2 separate regions of the Homo sapiens genome follow, and region 1 is linked to region 2. The links are chromatin contacts, found by Hi-C or POLR2A ChIA-PET in ENCODE. All regions are on one chromosome and are shown on one strand. The core of a region is the stretch at or near the end of the contact, and the rest is flanking DNA. Distances in the headings are between cores, read along the strand shown. Region 1 has its middle 20 kb from the start of ZDHHC22. Region 2 holds the start of LINC02288 (long intergenic non-protein coding RNA 2288).

Evidence for each region. Hi-C counts contacts between places; a loop is a spot of excess contacts on that map. ChIA-PET counts read pairs that join two places held with the same protein, here RNA polymerase II (POLR2A). Pooled maps may share reads with other maps.
Region 1: a loop to region 2 is called in a map with no recorded cell type, with 8 times the contacts of the local background. The contact joins the enhancer-like site here to the promoter of LINC02288 in region 2. A Hi-C loop is called at or near these places in 2 of 168 maps with a recorded cell type or tissue (OCI-LY7 and PC-9), 10 of 37 single-sample maps with no recorded cell type and 10 of 50 pooled maps. POLR2A ChIA-PET finds 5 or more read pairs at or near these places in 10 of 52 experiments (A673, B cell, CD4-positive, alpha-beta memory T cell and 7 more).

Annotation. Positions count from the first base shown.
Region 1 is chr14:77,119,646-77,123,367 of GRCh38, reverse strand. No RefSeq gene overlaps it. Among named protein-coding and RNA genes, the nearest start is that of ZDHHC22, 20 kb to the left of the region's middle. RefSeq lists enhancers at 1,446-1,625, 2,006-2,235, 2,246-2,305, 2,316-2,515. Within about 2 kb of position 2,452, at least 16 of the 41 ENCODE cell types and tissues checked have a DNase peak (open chromatin) inside an H3K27ac peak, as active enhancers do; they include B cell and OCI-LY7, where a contact is called at or near this core.
Region 2 is chr14:77,039,799-77,043,433 of GRCh38, reverse strand. It overlaps LINC02288 (long intergenic non-protein coding RNA 2288), which reads right to left and starts at 2,385. Exons shown (of 4, transcript NR_110554.1): 1 at 2,157-2,385. RefSeq lists enhancers at 2,683-2,772, 1-2,906, 2,182-2,913 and a silencer at 3,023-3,212.

The DNA of each region.
Region 1 (3,722 bases), core at 1,203-3,702, 80 kb before region 2:
AAATGAGGAAACAAGGTGCAGAGAGGTTATATAACTTGCTAGGATCACACAGAGACCAGATCAAGATCTAAAGCCATGATATTTCCATCTCACCAAGATGTCTGTACTCCTGCTCTTTCCTTTGGCTAAAACGCTATTCCCCTTCCTCTCTATACCTGTATCAGGTGAACTCCCTTAAAACCCCTCTGCTCACATTACTGCTCTCCTATGTTGTCTCTATGTAACTGAAATAATCCCTAAAAGTTGTGTTCTTCATCTCAAATGAAAGGGCTGTTTGCAAATGGCTGACCAGGCACGGACAGCTTATGGAAGCTCTACCCTATGCCAAGGCTGAGATCTCAATCACTACTTAGATCTCAATCATCGTGAGTTCCTCTCAAGGTCTCAGGGAGCTCCTGCAGCTCTGGTCTGTGATTTTCCTTGGGCACCAGGCACAACCTTGCGTCACTACTTTTCCTGTGGGTCATGACTCCTGGCTCAGATGCCTAGGCTCCAAGGCCAGGGACCACATGTATCTTTCTATAGACCTGGGCCTCAACAACTGTTTGTTGCAGCCAGAGCCAGGACTAGGGTAAGTCAAGCAAGGGGTCATGTGTATGCTTATGCTGGCGGCAGCTGGGGAAAGCAGATGCAGGTGCTGTTGTTGTGGGTGAGCTCAGAAGTCTGAAGGTGGGTCGCTCAACGGGATAATCTGCTGCTGCTAACTCCCTCCTAGTGTGCTTGGGTGTGTTGGGGTGGACTTATAGTTTCATATTAAGGACTCTTGCCCTAATCAAAGGGTGCTAACCCCAAAGGTTATTAAAGCATTATCTTTGAAATGAGTAGGACATATCACCTTGTCTAGGCTTACGCACCCAGCTTTGGATGTTTAAGACCTACAGAGACCAAAACTGTCAAAGGGGCAATTGACTAACTGATTGTCATTGCTACCTCCCACAAGACTAGAAGGAGGGACCAGGTCTGTTTTAGCCACCATTTTATATCCACAGCTCAGTCAGCAGCTGGGACATAAACGTGTTGAAAATGTGTTTCCTTGAAATAATAATGACAATGCTTTGGTCAGGTAAGCTGCAGGAATCATTAATACTTTCAGAAGAAGGAGAAATGTTCGGGTTTTGGAATACAATTTTGGGAGGAAAGGTGTGAAAATCTGAGTGACAAGGACCATGTTTTTGAGGATTTTTAAAGGTCCCCAAAGTGGGACCTACCCCAGGGCTGACCTGTGGCCTTGTGTTGACTGGTGCCTGCTCACCTCTGATCCTGTGGGTCCAAGAACCTTTTTTTCCCTTGAATTAAATATTTCTGCCATGTTGACTTTTTTTTTTTTAAATCATTCAGTGCATACTGTCCCACATGTCCTGATCCCCATGCAACTGGTGGGGCCAGGAGCCAGTCTTGGCCACGGGCTGAGCAGAAGTGACATTGTCACTGCAGCCCAACCTGACTAGTACAATCAGCAATGTTAGTAATTTACTAGCTAGGAGCTTCACGGCACAATTGATGTTTATAAAATGCTTCAAGAATAAAATCAGCACAGGCTGGAAAGCATGATACTTCTAAATACACCTTGCCAAGACAAGCATCAACTTGGATATCCTTTCAAAAAAATAAAAGGCTTTCACCTTGAAGTTCACTCTCTCGGCCTGTGAGAGCCCAGGGGACCATTATTGAAAACACACAGTCTAAACCATGCCTGTCACTGTTTTGTCGGGCTGTGGGTATCCGGGGCTGTTTGTTGTGACGGTTCACTGCCCTTTCTCTGTGTTTTGCTGAAGTGAAACTCATTTGCATTTCCTGAGCAGCCCAGTGATGAGAGGAGAGGCCCAGAAACCTTGCTGGAGCTCAGAGGGGAAGCAGAATGAAATGTTAACCAGCAGGACCACCAGGCTTCTGGGGCCAAGTTTTCCTGCCATTTTTGAAGACAATGCAGGACTCGTTGAGGTTGTGGTGCTCCATTTGTGTGTAACTTCTTTAGGCTTCTTCTCTTCCCCTGACTGGGCAATGTACTCACTTGTGCAAGGGTTGAGTGGAGATGATAATTTCAACCCAGCTCTCTGTAGAGACATGATTATTGTGGTTTACCATCTACAAGTGGTGGCAGGTCTTGATTTTTCAGGGCTTCTGGTTTTTCACTCTCACCCTCAAATGAAGGGCAGGCCCCATGCCAAGCGCTCCCATCTGTCCACCCAGCAGGCAGGGGCTTTGTGGGCTGTCCCCAGAGAATGGAGGCCTTTGCTCTCTTCTGTTATAAAGACACCAGGATGAACAAACATGCTTCCAAGGCCACTGCAATTTTTGGGATCTAGTGAGTCTGTAGGAAATGTAACGGCAGCTATTTTTACTCTCATGCTCTCCAGCCACTCTGACTGCCTTGCTGGAAGGATAATAATCACTCCACCTGCCAGGGCCCTCACAAGGGCTGGCCGCAGGATCCCACTTTCGGTTTTCATTCTCCTTCATATTCTAACAGCTTCCTCCCACTCCCTGGGTTATCTTCATATTCTATGGGCCCTTCTTGCTTTTTTGCTCAACTCATCTCCTCCAGCTGCTGTAATTTAAGGCAGGAACCATACAGACTGTTCTTTCAAGCAATTCTGTCTTGCATAACCATCCTTTAGAAAGAGATAGGAAAGCCATGTGTTTTAAGAATAAAGGGGGGCCAGGCACGGTGGCTCATGTCTGTAATCCCAGCACTTTGGGAGGCTGAGGTGGGCGGATCACCTGAGGTTGGGAGTTCGAGACCAGCCTGACCAACATGGAGAAACCCCATCTCTACTAAAAATACAAAATTAGCCGGGCGTGGTGGCACATGCCTGTAATCACAGCTACCCAGGAGGCTGAGGCAGGAGAATCGCTTGAACCCGGGAGGTGGAGGTTGCCATGAGCCGAGATTGCACCATTGCACTCCAGCCTGGGCAACATGAGTGAAACTCCGTCTCAAAAAAAAAAAAAAAAAAAAGTAAAAAGAAAGAAAATAAAGGAAGGATTCTGAGAGGAAAAAACCAAAATGGTCACACATGGACCCACAGAACAGCTCCTTCCAGGAAGCCAGTCAAAGAGTAACCATCCTGGGTTGATATTTTCTCTCCTCTCATTCACTGTAAATGAGATTTTGGTAGAAGACAGTCTTAATTATCCCAAGCAGTCACAACCCTGAAGGGGCTGAATGCCATCACTTGAATTCCATCACTGGGTCTGTGAGCGGCGAGGCTGCCTTGCTCCGTAGAGCAGTTTTAAAACACTTTTGAGACATCACTTTTTTGCGTTGCACCTTCATCTCAGGATGTCAAGTGCATAGCGAGGATTATGCCCCTCCTCTTTTGATAAAGGAAACTGACGTAGCAGAGGTAAAGGCTGCAGGAGCTAGGGCACAGTCGTTGTTTTCTTCTGCCTCTTTCTCTCAGGGATTCTGATTGTGCTGTGTCACCCAGGCAGACTTCTCATCTCTAATCTCTCTTCTGGTGTAGATGAAAGGTTGACCCAAAAGGCTTGGACCAGAATAAAGACCTCACAAAGTATCACTGCATCTATGTCATCTCTGACTAGTGACAGTGAAAATAATGTTAAATCAACCCAAGTGGTTCTGTTTTTCGTTTGGCTTTTTTGTGAGACAGGGTTTTTGTCACCCAGACTGGAATGCAGTGGCATGATTTTGATTCACTGCAACCTCCGCCTCCTGGGCTCAAGTGATCCTCCCACCTCAGCCTCCAGAGTAGCTGGGA
Region 2 (3,635 bases), core at 1,136-3,635:
TTTTTTTTTTTTTTCCCAGCAGTACTTTGGTGGGGTTAAAATTAGCTGGCAGCATTCTGGTCACATGCTAGACAACAAAACAAAAGGGAGTTGTTCCCCCTGCCGCTCCTGAACTGGCCCACGACAGAGTTTCCTAATCCATGGATTTCTGGGAAGCTGGCTCTCCGGGCCCTGGTATGGAGGGGCTACACCAAGGACTCCCCTCCGGTTATCATCCCTGCTATAATGGGGCGACACAGACGAGGTCAAGGCTGTTTGGAATCTTGGAGCTTGCCTCGATCTGGAAAGGCACTCAAGGGTCCAAAATGGCTTTTGTAAATCTTCTCACCAAAGCCAACAAAGAAGCAAACACTACAAAAACACTGAGAGAGAGAAGGGTAACATCTGACACATGAACATGGGCATCCATTGACTTGTGGGGTGGTGGCTGCTCTTGGCATGATTAAAAAAAAAATAGCCGGGTGTGGTGGCTCATGCCTGTAATCCCAGAAACTTTGGGAAGCTGAGGAGGGCAGATCGCCTGAGGTCAGGAGTTCGAGACCAGCCCGGCCAACATGGCAAAACCCTGTCTCTACTAAAAATACAAAAAAAGTAGCCAGGCATGATAGCACGTGCCTGTAATCCCAGCTACTCGGGAGGCTGAGGCAAGAGAATTGCTTGAACCCGGGAGGCGGAGGTTGCAGTGAGCTGAGACTGCCCCACTGCACTCCAGCCTGGGCGACAGAGGAAGACACCGCCTCAAAAAACAAAACAAAACAAAAATAAATAAATATAATACATCTGGGCTAGAGGTGGCGAACATTTAGGATAGATTCTGTATCTCTTGACCTTGATGACAGGGACATGTCAGGGTCTGCTTTGTTCATCCAGCTTAAAACTGTCACCAGAAGCCCTGGATAAAAATGCAGCCTCTGATTCACACACGGTCAGGAAACATGCCTTGTGCTCAGTACAGAAACATGTCCGTCAACCTGGGAAAGGAATCACCACCACGAAATATGCTTTTGGCTTGCCAAAGCTTAGCAGCTGTGAGAGCCAAAAACCCAGCTGCCTGGACTGTCTGGGGAAGTTGGCGGGAGGGAGGGGGGGTTGCTTTCTGAATCACCTGATTTCTGCCTCTAACTCTAGTTTAATTCCAAGTCGAAACCTATCTTGAAATGTCTCAAGAGCCTACTGCTCCTAAAAATTGTAGGTTTTAGCTAACCCTTCAGCTCTGTGCCTGCTGGCAAGGTGAAGCAGATGGCGTTTGTTGATTATTTATTTGGAAGGGGCTACTTTGGAATCAGGAAATTCCAGCGAGACAGAGTGCATCGCCTTGGCCAGAGCTGCCGTGACAATCACGAGCAGACACCCAGAGACAGTCAAGTTCAAAGAAATTGCAGCTAAGCCCCAGGAACTTGGGGCATTTTCAGTCTTTCTCGTCTCCTGGCCTCCATGTTCACCATGCACTTAGGAAGAAATGTTTCGTTCAGTTCAACATTCTGTGGTCTTCAAGTGTTTGAATACAAGGGCCCACATTCAAGGTCCCGCTTTGTCAAAAGGGCTTCACGAAGCTAACAGGCCTCTGACTTGTGTTTCATCCTGAAGCCCCTCATTATACAGACAGATCAAAACAGAAATCCCCCCTGCCTTAATGCCCAGCACATAAAGTCCTCTTTAATTAACATACACCATTTTTCAGTGAAACAGCCTCAAGGTGTTAAAAGTGCATAAAGGTCTGAAAGCTGAAGCCCAAGATAAACAGTGTGCCGAAATATATTTAGCAGAAAATATTGAAAGCCACAGGAAAAATAAGTTCCCTTCCTGGGATGTTAACGAATGTTTAGGTTCAGGAAACCTTCAGGAAGTAGCGAGCCGAGAAGGAATACTGCTCACCGTTTTTACCCCCAATGTAAATAAATCACTAAACCTCTTTGGTTTCCATAGGCCTGGGCTGGAGTGGAATATTTCATTTTTTCCCCATTAAACAGGCCACCCGGAGTGTTGGCATTACAGGCCTGAAAATATACCAAATCTGAATGTGCTATTTTGTTTCTGTACATTAAATCAGACTGTGTTTCAAACGGCAGTTCGTGCTAAATGGGGGGCTGATGATCCAGACTGTGCACCCTCACACACCTGAAATTGGCGCAGCGTAAATGATAGATCTGTTTCACCTTGGATCTCCCCGTGTCTTGTCTCCTACAGGAACACACCCTCTGTCGTTGTTGCCCAAGGTGATGTCATGTTCATTCTAAAGGCCGCGGTTCCAAGGGGACTACACCACAAGAAGATGCCTTCAGAAAGACCCAGATTTCCTGCGGTCTCAGGTAGGCGGCAGGGAGCAAGAGAACAAGGAAAGGACCCGCCACCACTCTCCCCAAGATGGATGCTGCATGATGTAAGTGGCTGGCTAAAATATCTGGCATCCTTGCAGTTTTAAGTTGCCAGCTAAATATTATTAAAAAGATAAAATACACGCAAACTGTGCAGAATGCAGGGCTGCTGTGTTTACATCCGGGTTTTGATGACTCAAAGACTTACACTTGAGCTTGCTGAAAAGCCTCTATTAAAAATACCGCTTTGTGAAAGCCCCCAGGGAGCAGGAAGAAAGCTGGGGGTGTGAAAGAGGAGAGCGGGAGGATGGTGACCCACCCAAGGACGGCGCTGACACCTGTGCTCCGGGCTGGCACTTAAGGCCAAGGAAGTGCTTAGAGGTTAACCTCCTCTCACCCTCGGAACCAGAGCGGGGAGGGTTAACCTTTTTCCAGAACATTTATTTCACCATCTCACTGACTAGAGGGAGGAGGGGCGGGAGGGGGAGAACGAGAGCCTGCCGCGCAGAGAGGCTGCGGATCACAAGGCCATTCTGATAGCCTCCTGTCCCCATGGCAACTGCAACGGCATTTATCAGTTCCTTCTGCGCACAGGCACAGCAAATCTGCATTGCACATGGCAGGCTTCCAGCATTTCAAATGAAAGAGCACTTTGAACGGCTGCCAAGTTTGGAAGGAGCAGAACTGTCAGGGCTGCTTAAAGCTGGCAGTTTATACTGGGGAGGTTTTCGCTTCCCACAATTCTCCGGGCCTGGCGAGCCGCCAAGTACTTAGCGGAAGCTAAAAAGTAACTCGCTCCCCTCCCTCCCCTCCCCTCCCCCTGCTCACGCTCCCCCTCCACACTATTCACCGCAGTGCTCTCAAAATTTTCCACATGTCCTGTGTCACCAGTGCAGACTGTACAATGAAAACCAGAACGCCGGCTGCCCACGACCAGGCTTTTATTAATAAATAACGGAGGGAGGAGGAGGAGGGGTTGGGATCAGACACTGACAGCTGGGGCACCGGGTCTCCGCGTACCTGCCAAAACCCCATAACCACTGGGTGTGAATGCGTGTGGTGTGTGTGCCTTTCAGCCTTAAAAATACATTAATAAAAATAAAAATAAAGGGAGCCTCAGAGCTGTAGACACCCTGAGTACCAGGGGAGGAGGGGTGGGTTTCGGTTGGATGGTTTGGCGCTTTATTTAGGGTGGGAATGGAGGTCTTGCAGGCAGCGTTGTTCAGATCCAGCCTTTCTAAGATCTGTAGGGAAGAGGGTTGTTATTGAGAGCTAAGCCTGTTTCTGGAGCTTTCCTTGAATCTCTCAGATGTCATGGTG